2 separate regions of the Homo sapiens genome follow, and region 2 is linked to region 1. The links are chromatin loops, found by intact Hi-C in ENCODE. Cell type or tissue: Caco-2. All regions are shown on one strand.

What was found. Peaks named below come from ENCODE experiments on the same cell type or tissue, not always from the same donor. Only the 100,000 strongest peaks of a DNase experiment are listed, where the experiment ranks them.
Region 2: it touches region 1 in a loop (16-fold over the local background); 2 of 110 quality-filtered maps call a loop at or near these places.

Annotation. Positions count from the first base shown.
Region 1 is chr22:36,297,302-36,305,301 of GRCh38, forward strand. It overlaps MYH9 (myosin heavy chain 9), which reads right to left. Exons shown (of 41, transcript NM_002473.6): 18 at 7,732-7,801; 19 at 6,694-6,854; 20 at 5,267-5,375; 21 at 4,233-4,364; 22 at 3,550-3,756; 23 at 2,826-2,963; 24 at 1,618-1,741. Among named protein-coding and RNA genes, the nearest start is that of MIR6819, 14 kb to the left of the region's middle. RefSeq lists an enhancer at 2,655-3,854. In Caco-2, a CTCF peak has its summit at 4,176 (motif pointing right); a DNase peak (open chromatin) is centred at 4,240.
Region 2 is chr22:36,444,390-36,452,389 of GRCh38, forward strand. It overlaps LOC124905111 (a long non-coding RNA gene), which reads right to left. Exons shown (of 2, transcript XR_007068089.1): 2 at 678-1,215. Among named protein-coding and RNA genes, the nearest start is that of TXN2, 33 kb to the right of the region's middle. RefSeq lists enhancers at 7,117-7,621, 7,401-7,600, 7,622-8,000. In Caco-2, no CTCF peak of the experiment used is centred here; DNase peaks (open chromatin) are centred at 4,108 and 7,590.

The sequences.
Region 1 (8,000 bases):
TACCATGTCTGTATCTCTAAAAAACATGTTCAATTGTGTGTGAATCTGAACTTATATAATGGAACTGCCTTGTGTGAATTCCACAGTTGGAATCGCACGGTCAGGGCTCTATGTCTAGCTTTATAACTCTGTGATGTCACTTGGGAAAGCTACTTTCTATACCTCATCTGAATAATAAGCAAAAGGAGACAGCCTACTTCATTAGGATGCTGTGAGGCGCCAATGAGTTACTATCTTAAAAAGCACCTAGAACAGTGCCTGCCTCGTGATGGTTATTCCCTGCCGTGCCTTTGCCACCCCATCACGTGATCTTGAGATGTAGCCCGTGAAGTTTCGCTGGAATAGATGTGTAAGGACATTTGTCTAGGATTCCATTATGAGAATACACCACAACTTACTTATGTACCCGTCCTGCAGCTGGCGGGCATGCGGCTGTGTTCATCGCACGCTCTGATCAACGCTGCTGCAAGCATCCTGCTCACTCTCAGTGCACACGGCTGAGTGACGGATGGAACGGCCAGGTCACCGGCATGCTAAGTTTCAACCTCACTAGGACTGCCGGATCGTTCTCTAACGCCGTCTACCAGTTTGCAGTCCCAGCAGCAGCATATGTGTGCTCTGACAGCTCCGTGTCTATGTTAGCCCTTATTAGTGTCAACCTTTCATGTCTGTCCATCTGGTGGGTGCAAGGCAACCCCTAGACCTCCTAGATGACCAAGTCTTCCGGGCTCCTCCCAGGTGAGGGAGGGTGTCTGTGAGGGAAGAGATCTCTCTGTGTCCGGACCTCTCTTCTGCTGGACCTGACTCACCTCATCCCCTGCAGATGTGAGGGGGCCGGACAAGACTGTGAAACTAAGCTGGGGATAATCCTCCCGGTGGTCAGGTTTTGGTCTCCCTCCCCTGGGTATGAGCTCAGAGTTCCCAGAGTAGTCGGGGTTCCCCTGTTCCCCCAGCTGTCCACTCCTCTCAAGGGGCAGGGCTGGGGGTCCTCAGACAGCCACGGACCTGTGCTTCTACCCCAGCACCCCCTCCCTGCCACAGATCCCGAGGGCACACAGAGACAAGGCAGGATTTGTCACCCTGCCCCAAGTCAAGCAATGAACTTCCGCAGTATTCGTCTAGGACTTTACGGTACATATGTGTTCACATGTATTTAATGAAATTCTCACAGACACCCTAGCACTGTGTCCCCTTTTTAGGTAAAACTAAAGCTCATGGAGCTTAAGTCATAGCTGCAAGATGAGCCAGCTAGTCAGTGACAGAGCTAGTGAGTCCTGTGGGTCAAACCCGGAGCCTCCTAGGAAGTCTCAGAAGCTTCCAAAACCCACGGCACACAACAGAGCAATGCCAAAGCTCTCTAAACACGCTTCATGCAGTGGGGGCATCTAGCCACAGAGCAACAGGGGCCTGGAGGCTCAGGTTCCCGCAGGCACCAGACACGGCTCCCCTCGACCTGGTGACCTCAGGTCTAAAGGGCAGCAGCCAGTGCTGTAGTGTGACCCAGGCTCACCCGTGAGCTGAGAAGGCCTCGGTGTTCCGGTCAGACAGGCCGGCCCCTGACCGCCAGCCCTTGCCCGCCAGCCCCTGCCCATCACCTCCTGCTCGTCACCCCCTCACCTTCCAAGTCAGTGATCATTGCCTCATGCTTGTTCTTGAGCTTGGCGAGGCTCTTAGATTTCTCCTCCTCTTCTGTGAGGTTGGTGGTGAACTCAGCTATTCTGTCTTCCAGCAGTTTCTTTTCCTGGGGAGAGGGGAGTAGGCTGGCATTTAGTGTTGGTTGAGCACAGAACACTTGCTAGCCTCAAAGCATGACTCGCCCGGAAATCTGGGGCTGAATGGAGAGGGCTTTAGACGCTTGATCAAGTTCATTAGGATTTTCCTAGATCAAAGGATAATTTTGAAAGGTCACGAGCTCCCCTGAAACAGCGAGGTACGCTTCCTTAGAACCAAAAAATGTGGGTGCCCAAGCCCTTCCCCTTCCCCTGTGGGCTTGGGTGAGAAAGGATTCCAGGTGACAGCTAGTGTCAGCAGGGACAGATGGCTCCACTCCTTCAAGAGGCTGCCACACGGCGCTCACCTGCGCCACCAGGCCACCTTCTCCGTGCCCCTCTCTCACCTGCCAGGTGGGCCACGGCCCCTCCCCCTCTTCAGCCCCGCGGTGCCCCGGGCTGCTCTCCTTGCTTTCTGTTCTGTGTGGCCCCTGCAACACCCCTGCCCAGCGGCCACAGCTCGGCACAAGCACCTGAGTCCCCTCATCCCAGTCCCGGGTGGGCGTCCTGCCACCTCAGCCTCCCCAGCCTTTGGGGCTCCCATGTTCTGAGGAGGCCCGAAAGGTGGGGAGGCTGCCTTCTCCTGCCTTCTCCTCTAACTGGTTCCCCGGCTGCTATCTGCTCCCTGGGCAGACACCGACAGGGACCCAACTCATTCTCAAGAGGAATAGCTGCCGCCCAGGGACAGTGGAGGAAGAGTACCCCGTATCTCAACACAGAGCCACCAAGGTGTCCCCAACCCCACAGTGACCAACACTTGCAATGCTGCACAGATGGCCACCTTTACACAGGCTCGGGTCTCACGGCTGGCAAAGAAGAGCTTTCCAGAGGGGAAAGGACAAACCCTTCCCCAGGGCCCCTTTGCTTATGAGGAAATCCCTCAACTAAGGCCCATGGGACCTCCAGGGAGCACTTGCAGTTAAGCAGAAGCCCTCATGCTGCAGGCAGAAGAGACAGGAAGCAGCAGCAGCGGGGAGCCAGGCCCTGCAAGGGTGACCACACTCTCCCATCCACGGCGCCCCTGGAGCAGCGGCAGGCGACAGCCACGGGCCTCACCTTGGCCAGCTTGCAGTTCTGGTCCTCCAGGATGATCTGCTCCTCCTCCAGCTTTTTCAGCTTCGCCTCGGTGGTCACCTTCTCCAGCTGCAGCTTCTGCCGGGCGCTCTCCTCCTCCTCCAGCTGCTCCTCAAGCTCCTGCCGGGGGCCAGAGACACGGTAAGGACAGCAGGCCCAGAGGCATGGCCAAGGTGAAGGCAGCAAGGTCCGAAGGCCAGATCCAAACGCCAAGGAGAAAATAGCAAGGTCTGTGAGCCCAGGGCCATGGCTGAGGTGGGGACGGCAAGGTCCGCCAGCCCAGGGCCACAGCCGAGGCAGGGCCCAAGCCCCATTTGTAGGATTCCAGATTTCAAACTGGGACACAGGGCCAGAACATCGGTGCAATGTTCTGAAGGGTTTCCTGCAGCAAGCTCCCACCCATGAAACAGGCAGGACGCAGAGGTGCTGGCCCTGTGCCCCTTCGGCTAGCCAGGGCCAGGGCTAATGGCAGGGAAATCAAATTGGCCTTGATGCTGGCCCAGGCAGTGCTCATGGAGATCTCAGATGCACATGTCACAAACTACCAGCCCAAAGGGAACACCTCTCACTGAGAGCCCCAAGCAGATTGCGTGAGGAGCAGCCTCCTTGGACCCTAATTCCATGTTCTCCCAGCTCCTGGTTCCTGCTCCTCCGCCCCGCCCTGCCCCTCCGGCGCCACCCCTCCCCGGGTGCAGCGGGCAGGAACCTGGATGTTCTGCTGCATCTTCTTCTTCTCCGCCTGCAGGTGCTGGCAGCGCTCCTCCTCCTCCTCCACCCTGGCCTCTAGGTCATGGCAGATCTCTTCTAATTCCTGCTTCTTGGCGGTCAGGCGGGCCCGGAGCTCCTCAGCCTCGGCACACAGCTCGGTTTCTGCCTGGAGCTGCTCCTGCAGCTGCAATTTCTCTGCCATGAGCTGCAAACAACAAGTGGAAAACACAAGCTCCTCGCAACACCCTCAAGCCACTCCATCCTCAAGGACGGACGCCATGGCTCGGGATCCCAGAGGGAAAGGAACATGCAGACAAAAGTAGCTTTCATCTGGAGAGCTCTGAAGCTTCCAGGTACCTTCCAGACATCGTGTCCTTGATTTTTCACTACCCCATGAGCTCCAGAGCAAGGTCCCAGGAAATGGGCTCAAGTCATGTGGTAGAGCTGAGGTTTGAACCCAACACTTGTGAACGTTCCACTCTATTAAGTGGCCTCCCTACATCACTTAACACCCAATGGGGTCTGCAGAGAGACTGGTCACTGTTTACAGTAATAGGAAACTCAGTTGTAGAAAACTCCTATAGTAATAGAAACTTCCAGCATGCCGTGCCTACCGATGGCCAGCAGGTGGCAGCACCAGGCAGGTCGTGCGACCTGGACTGAGCCTGCACTGACACCCACCTGAGACTGCAGCGTCTCCATCTCCGTGAGCCTGTTCTCCGCAGCCAGCTGCTTCTCTCTGACCTTCACCAGCTCCTCCTCCTTGGCCATCATCTCCTCCTCCTGCCGGCTCACCTGCAGCAGCGGCTTGACCTGGGAGAGGAGATAGAGGTAGAGACATGCTCGGCTGGAAGATGCCCGCCTCTGCCAACAGGTGTGAGGCCTCTCCCTCACCTCTGGAAACATGAAAGTGAGGGGCAAGAAGACACGCTGTGGTGGGGGCTGCAAGCAGGCACATCCTTCCTGGCGCTCTGTACCACGGGCTTCTGACCCGCTAACTACATTCCAGGGAAACTATCCCTGCGTGTGCGTGAAGATGTTCACCTCGGCATTGTTTATCACAGCAAGAAAATGAGGAAGGACCCATCTCTGAAAAAGTACCCAGATAATGATGTGTTCCCTAGGGAACAGCACACTACCTCTAAAAAAACGATGCTTATGAAGGAATCATAAATGGAACGTACGAACTACAACTGTTTATATGAGTCAAACTCAGCTATGGAAGAATGTATACTGTTTACATAGCTGAGGTTTTATAGGCAGTGAGAAAAAGAGCGAGAAATTAAACACTAAAATAGCTGCTGCTGTTGGTTTAGGCTAAGGGTTTATGTGTGAATTTTTATTTAATTCTTTAGGCTTTTTGTGAGTTGGTTTTTCGCCATTACCATAAATTATGTATTATACACAAAAGCAGCCCGGACAAGTTTAAAAATAAAGAGATTTTTTTTTTAAAGGCCAGGAAGGTCAGCCTGGGCAAGATAGTGAGACCTTGTCTCTACTAAAAATCAAAAAGGGCCGGGCACAGTGGCTCATGCCTGTAATTCCAGCACTTTGGGAGGCTGAGGTAGGAGGATTGCTGGAGCCCAAGAGTTTGTGACCAACCTGGGCGACATGGTGAGACCACACCTCTACAAAAAATACAAACAATTAGCCAGGTATGTATGGTGGTGTGCACCCGTAGTCCCAGCTACTCAGGAGGCCCTTCTAGCACGCACCTTGGTGAAGAGCCGCCACCACTGCCAGTTCCGCAGCTTCAGGTAGGCAGCGCAGTTCCGCTGGAGGACCTTCATGGCGGTAAGCTGCTGCTGCCGCTTGGCAAATGCTCTGTGTGGTGAGGAACATGGTCAGCGCGGAGCAGTGGACAGCAGACCCGACCTAACAGTCCTGGTCTTGTCCTCAAGCTTTTCTGGGGGTCTACCCTTGCCTGGGGCACCTCAAGAAAGAAATTCAGGGAAGGGGTCTGGCCTTGGGGTTGAGATAAGTTTCTCCCACTTACAGGCTGTGTGACTCCATGAGGCACTAATCTTACAGTCGGTGAAGGACCTAGGTCACCAGACTACCCCTCCACTGAGGTGCCCATGGGGGTGAAGGCACGTGTGAAGTAACCACAGATCCTACTCAGTGTGGGGACTGAGCGTGACCCTTGGTGATTAAGCTGACTGGCCCTGGGTGACTCTGGACTTCAGCTTCCCACCCTTCGTGCTGTTCCCTATCTGAGCTTTTGTTTGGTGGGAGAACGTCAGAAGCTGATGTACTGTGAAGGTGGGCTGCAGGTGTCAGCTGGAGGGCTTTTGGATAAACAAGCCTCCATCTGTGCAAATGCTCAAGCTTCGTCTCCCAGAGCTCGGCGCTCCTGCTAGGACCCCATCCCCGAGCACAAGGGGACGAGTGTGCAGTGCCCACAGCCGCTGTCCTGCAGCAGGGGAGCCGTCATTCCCCAGGGAGTCAAAGATGAGTCTGGACTCGAGGATGGCCTGCTCCCCTGGAATCACAGGGTTCTTTAGGGACAGGCAGGCTCTGGGTGCTGTCCCCACAAGGGTCACACGGTAAGGAGTCCTGGTAAGCAGGATCCTTCAGGCAGGCAAATCCAAGCAGAGTCAGCCTCTTCCCACCCATCACTCTAAACCCCAATCAGAAATGCCAGATTCAGCCAGGAGCAGTGGCTCATGCCTGTAATCCCAGCACTTTGGGAGGCTGAGGTGGGCGGATCACTTGAGGTCAGGAGTTCGAGACCAGCCTGGGCAACAATGACGAAACCCCGTCTCTACTAAAAATACAAAAATTAGCTGGGCGTGGTGGCGTGCACCTGTAACCTCAGCTACTAAGTGAGGCTGAGGCAGGAGAATCACTTGAACGTGGGAGGTGGAGGTTGCAGTGAGCCGAGAACGCACCACAGCACTCCAGCCTGGGCGACAGAGTGAGACTCCGTCTCAAAAAAAAAAAAAAAAAAAGAAAAAAAAAAGAACTGCCCGATTCTACTCCTCAAAGGTAGAAATCCAGGAACAGGGGTAGGAAGAGCCACCTGGGCCTCCCTGACAGGCATGTGACTGGCTGCAGCGGGGTGGCCTGCTAAGTGCCCTTTGGCAACAGAAGGGCGTGGCAAGGCCTGGCATGCGGGGCAGGAGTATCTCCCGGGACTCACTTCCTGGCCAGGTAGCCCCTGCAGCAGGCCTGGAACCCTATGATGACGTCGGTGATCTTCAGGTCTCGCTCCTCCTCCAGGTGGGCCAGCACACCGGCACGGAAGAAGACTTTGCTCTGGCCAATGCGGTACAGATTGCTGTCGAGCTCCAGGGCTTTTATCTAGGTGGGAGGAGCAGGCCGTTTACCTGGCCAGCAACTGGCCACAGCTCCATGAAAGGGTGGCCCAGGCACAGCTGGAGGTGTGCCCTTCACCCTTCTTCTCACTGGCTGACGAGCATCTGGAGAGCAGAAAGCCATCTCCTCTCCCTCCTTCTTCCTGTTCCCTATCTCCCCGTCACCGAACGCAGGCTGTGCACACAGTAGGTGTTGAATTTTTCCTTCTCTTTTCCTCCCACCAACTCCCTACTCTGCAGCCAAAGCTTTCTGATTCTTTAGAAAGAACGTGAAGTAAAACAAGGCCAAAGGTAGCAGCTGCTAACCTGGACACGCCAGAAACAACAGGATGCTGGGAAGGGGAAAAAAGGAGCAGGGTGGGATTCAGCCCTGGCTTGGCACTGAGTCACCGCAGGGCTTTCAATCAACCGGAACTCAGAGCATGCGCACAGCCCGTCCAGCACTGCGCTAGGGCTGGGAGTGGGGAGGGAGGGAGGAGAAGCCCAGGTCACGGAGCACCAGGCCTGCTGCCCTGGCTGTGAGCTGCCCTGCTCACCACACTGGATGTGGAGTCAGGCCCGTGAGCAAGAAAGCAGGAGAATGTCCCCCAAACCAAAGAGGCCATCATCTTACATCAGAGCCCGGCCATGGCTACAGTTCTTGTCTCCTCCACACAACCCTGGTGCCAAACACCATCCCTGGCTATCTGAGGCCTAGGGGCTACTGCAAAGGGCGCCCGGCAGAGTCAGACGCGGAGCATCAGAAGGGACACAGCCTGGGCATCCACCGACCACTGATATAGCAAGGTGGGCCCTGGCCACGTGGGCACTCCCCAGACAAGGGGCTGCCCATCCAGAGAGGCAGGGACAGCAGCTCAACTCACCATGAGCACGCACGCCTGCTTCCCGTCCATGAAACCCTTGGGAATGGAGTTTGGAGTCAGGATCTCATATCTGAGGAAGGAAAGAGAAGCCTGGTCATTTTACCCATTGCCTCGATTCCACATGCCTGGAATATAGGCGAGAGATTAACATCATTTCTACAATGCAACAGACACAGAATTCTTTACACAAACTCTCCTAAGGAAAGAAGACACAGGCAAATCCCACCCCACTCTTTTCTTCGGCTGAATGAGACAAGGAAGCCTTGGTG
Region 2 (8,000 bases), 150 kb after region 1:
CAAGAGCGAGACTTTGTCTCAAAAAAAAAAAAAAAAATGTGGGCAGCCTCTAGATTATGCTGGAAAAGACAGGGAAACAGATCCTCACCTGGAGCCTCTATAAAGAACATCACCCTGGCCTGGTGCAGTGGCTCATGCCTGTAATCCCAGCACTTTGGGAGGCCGAGGTGGGTGGATCACCTGAGGTCAGGAGTTCGAGACCAGCCTGACCAACGTGGAGAAACCCCGTCTCTACTAAAAATGCAAAATTAGCTCGGCGTGGTGGCGCATGCCTGTAATTCCAGCTACTCAGGAGGCTGAGGCAGGATAATCGCTTGAACCTGGGAGGCGGAGGTTGCGGTGAGCCAAGATCCCACCACTGCACTCCAGCCCGGGGGACAAAAGCGAAACAACAACAAAAAAGGAACATCACCCTGCTGACGTCTTGATTTCAGGCCTGTAAGATTCATTTTGGGCCAGGCGTGGTGGCTTATGCCTATAATTTCAGCACTTTGGGAGGCTGAGGCACTAGAATCCCTTGAACCCGGGAGGTGGAGGTTGCAGTGAGCCAAGATCGTGCCACTGCACTCCAGCCTGGGCGACAGAGTGAGACTCTGTCTCAAAAAAAAGGAAAATTAAAAAATAAAACTAAATTAAAAATTTTTTAAAGATTCATTTTGGACTTTTAATCTCTGGAATTGTAAGCTAATGGATTTGTTTTATTTTAAGCCACTACGTTTGCAGTAATTTGTTACAGTGACTATACAAAATTCATCCTAAACCTGAGACTCAGAAACGCAAATGCGGTCTTTCTGTCTGCAGAAATGGGGCTCAGACTCAACCACAAGTTGACTCAACAGCTGACCAGGGTCAGGAGTTGAAAGTACCAACAATGCCAAATTTCTTTTCCCGGGGATGAGTGTTGGGGAATTCTGCTGTTTTTAAATGTCAGAATTGTTATGGGAAAGAGGAATGGTTTGGGTCAGGCAGAGCAAAGAGTTTCCATATTTTGGACCAACTCCAATTGATGAGAACTGGCTGTGCAGAGCTTTGTGAAGCGGAAGCAAAGTCTTGAGGCTGAGCCCAGGCTCCCGGGGAAAGGGTGCTGGGATCGACTGGCAATGTCTGCTCTGGGTGTTCCATGGGAGAGGAGCTGTGTCTGCTGTTCTGGATTAGATGCGTTTCCCCTGCGCTGGCACTGGGTCTGACTCTTCTTCCCTGGGCTTATTAGTATGCCTGAAACAGAGCAAACAATTTGTGAGGGAGGGAGGAAAGAGGAAGGAAGGGAGGAGGAACACAATGAAAGAGAAGTTTGTATTCACGGAGGCCAGGACCAGAACAGACAGGTGGCCTTCTGGGGTGGGGAGCTTCTGATTGGCCTTCCCAGCATCTTTCACCTCCCTCTTCTGGTCATAGCAACCCCTGTCTTTGGGGATCATCTTAATCTATTCAGGATGCTTATAAACAACAGAAATTTACTTCTCACAATTCACAGTTCTGGCGGCTGGAAGTCCAAAGTCAAGGTGCTGGCAGATTCGGGGTCTTATAGATGGCACTTTCCTCACTGTGTCCTCACATAGCACAAGAGGCAAGAGAGCTCTCTTGGGTCTCTTTTATTTTTCTTATTTTATTTGTATTTATTTTAGTTTATTTTATTTTTTATTTAAATAGAGATGGGGTCTCTCCATGTTGCCCAGGCTGGTCTCAAATTCCTGAACTCAAGCGATGCCCCCCACCTTGGCCTCCCAAAGTGCTTGGATTACAGGGGTGAGTCACCGCACCCAGCCAATTTCTTTTACATGCCTGTTTGTGCATTGAGTGTCTTTTATTTTTATTTATTTGTTTATTTATTTTTGAGACAGTCTTACTCTGTCACCCAGGCTGGAGTGCAGTGGCACGATTTCTGCTCACTACAACCTTGGCCTCCTGGGTTTAAGTGATTCTCCTGCCTCAGCCTCCTGAGTAGCTGGGACTACAGGTGTGTGCCACCATGTCTGGCTAATTTTTGTATTTTTGCAAAGACGGGGTCTCACTATGTTGCCCAGGCTGGTCCCAAACTCCTGGGCTCAAGGGATCTGTCCACCTCAGCCTCCCAAAGTGCTGGGATTACAGGCGTGAGCCACGGTGCCCAGCCTGAGTCTTTTTTATGAGGGCAGTAATCCGGCCGGGTGCCGTGGCTCACGCCTGTAATCCCAGCACTTTGGGAGGCTGAGGTGGGCAGATCAACTGAAGTCAGGAGTTTGAGAGCAGCCTGGCCAACATGGTGAAACACCATATCTACTAAAAACACAAAAATTAGCTGGGCATGGTGGTTGGCACCTGTAATCCCAGCTACTCAGGAGGCTGAGGCAGGAGAACCGCTTGAACCCAGGAGGCAGAGATTGCAGTGAGCCAAGATTGTGCCATTGCACTCCAGCCTGGGCATCTAGAGCGAAACTCCATCTCAAAAAAAATAAACAAATAAAATAAGGGCACTAATCCCACTCATGAGAGCTCCACCCTCATGACCTAATCACAACACAAGGCCCCACTTCCTAACACCATCACCTTGGGGGTTAGGATTTCAATCTATGAACTTGGTGGGTAGTGAGCACAAACTCTGTTCGTGGCAAGGATCTGCCCCTCCCCCATCCATCTGGTGATGGTGAAACTGCCAAACACAGGGTACTGTCCCCTCTTCTCAGAGGCAGGCCTGTGACCCGAGCTAGGCAACCCGGCTCTCTTTCCCAGAAATCGTCCCTTTTTTTTTTTTTTTTTTTTTTTGGAGATAGGGTCTCGCTCTGTCACCCAGGCTGGAGTGCAGTGGTGCAATCACGGCTCACTGCAACCTCTAACCTCTGCCTTCTGGGCTTCAAGTGATCCTCCCACCTCAGCCTCCTGAGTAGCTGAGACTACAGGTGCACACCACCACGACCAGCCAATCTCTAACAATTTTTTTGTAGAGATGGGGATCTCAGCTGGATGTAGTGGCTCATGCCTGTAATCCCAGCACTTTGGGAGGCCGAGGCTGGTGGATCACTTGAGGTCAGGAGTTTGAGACCAGCCTGGCCAACATGGTAAAACCCCATCTCTACTAAAAATACAAAAATTAGCCAAGCATTGTGGTGAGTGCCTATAATCCCAGCTACTCGGGAAGCTAAGGCAGGAGAATCACTTGAACCTGGGAGGCAGAGGTTGCAGTGAGCCAAGATCATGCCACTGCACTCCAGCCTGGGCACCAGGGAGAGACTCCATCTCAAAAAAAAGAGAGACGGGGATCTCACTTTGTTGCCCGGGCTGGTCTTGAACTGCTGCATTCAAGCGATCCTCCTGCCTCAGCCTCCTGAAGTGCTGGGATCACAGGTGTGAGACACCACACCCAGCCAGAAATTGAACCTTGGTGAGAGACACTGAGTGGGGAAGGGCAGAGACTGGGAGTTAGGAGTTACAGCATCTGAAGGCCACATCCTGGAGAGATGGCCACAGACTCAGCCAGTGAAGAGGAAGTGCTGGGGCTGGGGCCAGAACCCTGTCTGTGTGACCCCTGAGACTGAGCTCAGACACCCCTAACCCTGAAGGCACCTCTCTTTCAGGACCAACAGCCAAAGGCACAGAAGCCACTGGCCTGGGAGGGACTGTCCCTGGGAATGACCCTGCTCTCTGAGGGCTGGGCATCTGGACTCCCTCTGCTCCAGCTCCTCTGTGGTTGTATTCCTCCATTTCTATTCTAATTAGTCAGTTTCCATGGCTGGATACCATAAAATCTCAGTAGAAGGAAGAACAGGCCAACCATCAGAGCTGTTCAATTTCAGAAAATCTCTTTTTGTTGCTGGGGACAGAGTCTCACTATGTCACCCAGGCTGGAGTGCAGTGGCGCGATCTCAGCTCACTGAAACCTCTGCCTCCCGGGTTCAAGTGATTCTCCTGCCTCAGCCTCCTGAGTAGCTGGGATTGCAGGTGCATGCCACCTTGCCTGGCTAATTTTTGTATTTTTAGTAGAGATGGGGTTTCACCATGTTGGCCAGGCTGGTCTCAAACTCCTAACCTCAGGTGATCCACCCACCTCAGTCTCCCAAAGTGTTTGGATTACAGGCGTCGGCCACCGCGCCTGGCCCAGAAAATCTCTTTAGTCGGGACTTGAGAAAGGGACTGGGTTCCATCTGGTGGGAATGGGAGGGAGGTTCAGTGTCTGCTGCCAGTGAGACCTGGGTTTGTTCCCTCCCCACTGGCTGTGTGATGGAGGCAAGACCCTTCATTCTTTGAGCCTCAGTGTCCTGTCTGTGAAACAGGCAATGAGCACATTTATCTCACAGGGTCCCGGTGAGGCACATTGGGATAACATAGGTGAAGCCCTTAACACAGTTCTGGGCAAAGCAATGTGACTTCTCTCCTCCCCAGCGGCACTTGCACCACGTGGGGAGAAACTAGGTTAATACATCCCTGCCACACATAACTACCAAGTGCCTGCTGTGTGCTGGCCACAACACTAAGAGCCTTACATGTGGTCCTTCATTTAATTTTCAAAGTGATGACGATGATTCTCAGTGCACAGATGGAGACTCTGAGCCCAGAGAGGCTAAATAAACTGCTCTCAAGGACACCAGCACTTTCTGCAAAGAGCCCCAGATCCTAACTAGGACTTACGTTGCCTGCGCTGGGAAGAGACCCAAATGCCTCCCGGCTGTAGGAGTCCCTGATTGCAGACGTAGGGTCTCAGTCCCCGCCCCAAGAAGCTGTAGGTCCAGTTGAAGAAGAGACACACACAAGGAAAAGGAAATTGAACTGAGAAGGCAAAGCGTGACTGTGGGGCCTCTGCTATATCCAGGGTCTCCAGAGAAAGGACTAGAAGCCACTATTCCAATTCTGAGGCCTCAGGGAAGCAGCAAGTTCCTGTGAGGAAACAGGATCCCACAGGTTTCATCCTCCTCCTGTCACTCTTCTAGGTGGGGAGGGAGGGCTCCCCCACGTCCCACATAAGCACACAGAAAGGAGAGGCCAGGGCAGCACAGGCTCAGAACCTGAAGGACTTGGGGACATCGCCAGCCCCATATCCTTGTTTTATACACCAGGTAGGGCAGGAACTATGGCAGGTCCACAGAAAGGGGCCGGCAGAAGCACAGCCACGACGCAGGCCCCCTGGGCTGTCCAGTTTCTCCCGGACAGAACATTTCCCTTCCCTAGCAGCCCCCAACGTGGAGCACTGGATTTGGAGTCAGGAGACCTGTGTCTTCTGCAATCACTCTGAGACCAACTCCTGTGTAATCGTGAGTGAGCGCCTTCCCATCTCTGGGCCTCAGCTTCCACCTCTCTAAAATGAGGGGGTTGGATTCCATCCAATGTTATAAGAGCCAAAGGTTATGAGTTGGTAGCGCCCCCACCATTCCGGGTTTCTCCAATCTCTCCAGGGGCCTCAGAGACCCCAGACAGAAGAGGAACTTGGACAGAGGCTTGGGTGGGGGTGGAGGTGGGGATTCTGAGCCGTGGATCCACCCTCTGCTGAGTGCCAGGCCTACAGGCAGGCAGGCAGAGCAGGCAAGAGCCGTCCCCTACACAAAGGGAATTGGCCCCTCATGGTGGGACAGAGGCCAGAACCCAGCTGGGCCCTCAACCACCCTTCTTTCCTCCACAACCCCCTCCCAGGGATGGTGGCATCCGAAGCCAGCCTGGCAAGGGAACTGGTTGCCACGTGGGGACTTCCCGGAGCTGGGGGTGATGGGAAACAGGGTGACGGGAAACGTCCTGAGGTTGCTTCCTCCCCTTTTGTTTGGATCTCAGACTGACCTGGGAACCAACTGGGCAGCCATGGGGTATTCTGATGGTGGGGAGTTGGAGGGGGAGAAGGGACCTGCCCCATCCCCTCAGGCTGCTTTGCAAGTTAAAATAGCTGTGAAGATCTATCTCCCAGAATTCTAAAAGCTAAAATACCTTTTGAACCACCACCAGACCATTATGCCTGGAGTGGAAGGATGCTTAGAGGAATCCCTTCTTTTTTTTGAGATGAAGTCTCGCTCCATCACCCAGGCTGGAGTGCAGTGGCGCTATCTCGGCTCACTGCAACCTCCACTTCCCAGGGTTCAAGCAATTCTCCTGCTTTAGCCTCTCGATTAGCTGGGATTACAGGCGTGCACCACCACGCCCGGCTAATTTTTCTATTTTTTAGAAGAGACGAGGGTTCACCATGTTGGCCAGGCTGGTCTCGAACTCATGAACTCAAATGATCCACCCGCCTCGGCCTCCCAACACGCTGGGATTACAGGCGTGAGCCACTGTGCCCATCTCGAATCCCTTTTTAAAACTTCAGGTATGGCTGGGTGCGGCGGCTCATGTCTGTAATCCCAGCACTATGGGAGGCTGAGTCGTGAAGATCATTTGAGCCCAGGAGTTCAAGACCAGCCTGGGCAACATAGGAGAACTCGTCTCTATTCAAAAAAATACCAAAAACCAAAAACCAAAAAATTGTAAGTCATGACCCACTGGTGGATCTTGAAATTAATTAAGTCGGTACTCTGAGTAAATCAGAATTTTTTTTTGAGATGGAGTCTCACTCTGTCACCCAGGCTGGAGTGCAGTGGTGTGATCTTGGCTCACTGCAACCTCCACCTCCTGGGATCAAGCAATTCTCCTGCCTCAGCCTCCCAAGTAACTGTGACTACAGGTGTACTCCGCCATGCCTGGCTAATATTTTGTATTTTAGTACAGACGGGGTTTCACCATGTTGCCCAGGCTGGTCTTGAACTCCTGAGCTCTGGCAATCTGCCCACTTCGGCCTCCCAAACTGCTGGGATTATAGGCGTGAGCCACCGTGCCTGGCCGCAAATAAGGATTTAATAATGACGATGATAAAATAGAAGGGAAAATCTCAGAGCACATCCTGGGTAGTAATAGCAAACTGTCTTGGCTGTGTGGTGGCTCATGCCTCTAATCCCAGCATTTTAGGAGGCCAAGGCAGGAGGACTGCTTGAGGCTAGGAGTTAAAATCAGCCTAGGCAACACAGTGAGGCCCCATTCCTACAAAAAAAAAAAAAAAAAGAAAGAAAGAAAAAATTAGCCGGGTATGGTGGTGTGTGCCTATAGTCCTAGCTACTCCAGAGGCTGAGGCGGGAGGATTGCTTGCGCCCAGGAGTTCAAGGCTGCAGTGAGCCATGATCGTGCCATGGTACGGCAGCCTGGGTGACAGAGCAAGGCCCCAACTCTGAAAAACAAAATAAATACAATAAAATAAAATGGTCAAAATGGCCTGGTGCAGTGGCTGGTGCCTGCAACCAGAGCTACTTGAGAGGCTGAGGCAGGAGAATCACTGGAGCCCAGGAGGTTGAGGCACCACTGAACTCCAGCCTGGGTGAGAGTGAGATCCTGTCTCTTTAAAAAAGAAAAAACAAAAAAAGCAAACTGTCTCATGAAACTCTTGTTTCCATGTTGCACGCTCTGCCAGGTTGTGATGTAATGTATTTCTTACTCTGGGTCACAGTCACAAAACCTTGAAATGTCACTCACTGTCTTGGCTCATGCGTCGTAAGCCTTTGTTCCCCAACAGGGGGAAGTGAACCAGCACACAAGGCCCTTCCGTCCTGCGGAGCTCACTGCCTTCCTCAGCTCCTGGCCCGCACTTCCGACCACACACTGGGGACACACCCTCGGGGGGGCCCCACCCCAGCAGCTGCCCATGTTCACACCTCTTCAGTTATTTCAAACTCCGCCTCTCTCGGCCTGATGCCCAACACTTCCTTCACCCAAGGAGGTCCTGTTCAAATATCACTTCTGGCCAGGCGCGGTGGCTCAGGTCTATAATCCCAGCACTTCGGGAGGCCCCGAGGCAGGCAGATCACCTGAGGTCAGGAGTTTGAGACCAGCCTGGCCAACAGGTGAAACCCCGTCTCTACTAAAAATACAAAAATTAGCCAGGTGTGGTGGCACGTGCCTGTAGTCCCAGCTACTCAGGAGGCTGAAGCAGGAGAATTGCTTGAACCTGGGAAGCGGAGGTTGCAGTGAGCCAAGATTGAGCCATTGCACTGCGGCGTGGGAGGCAGAGGTAGACTCTGTCT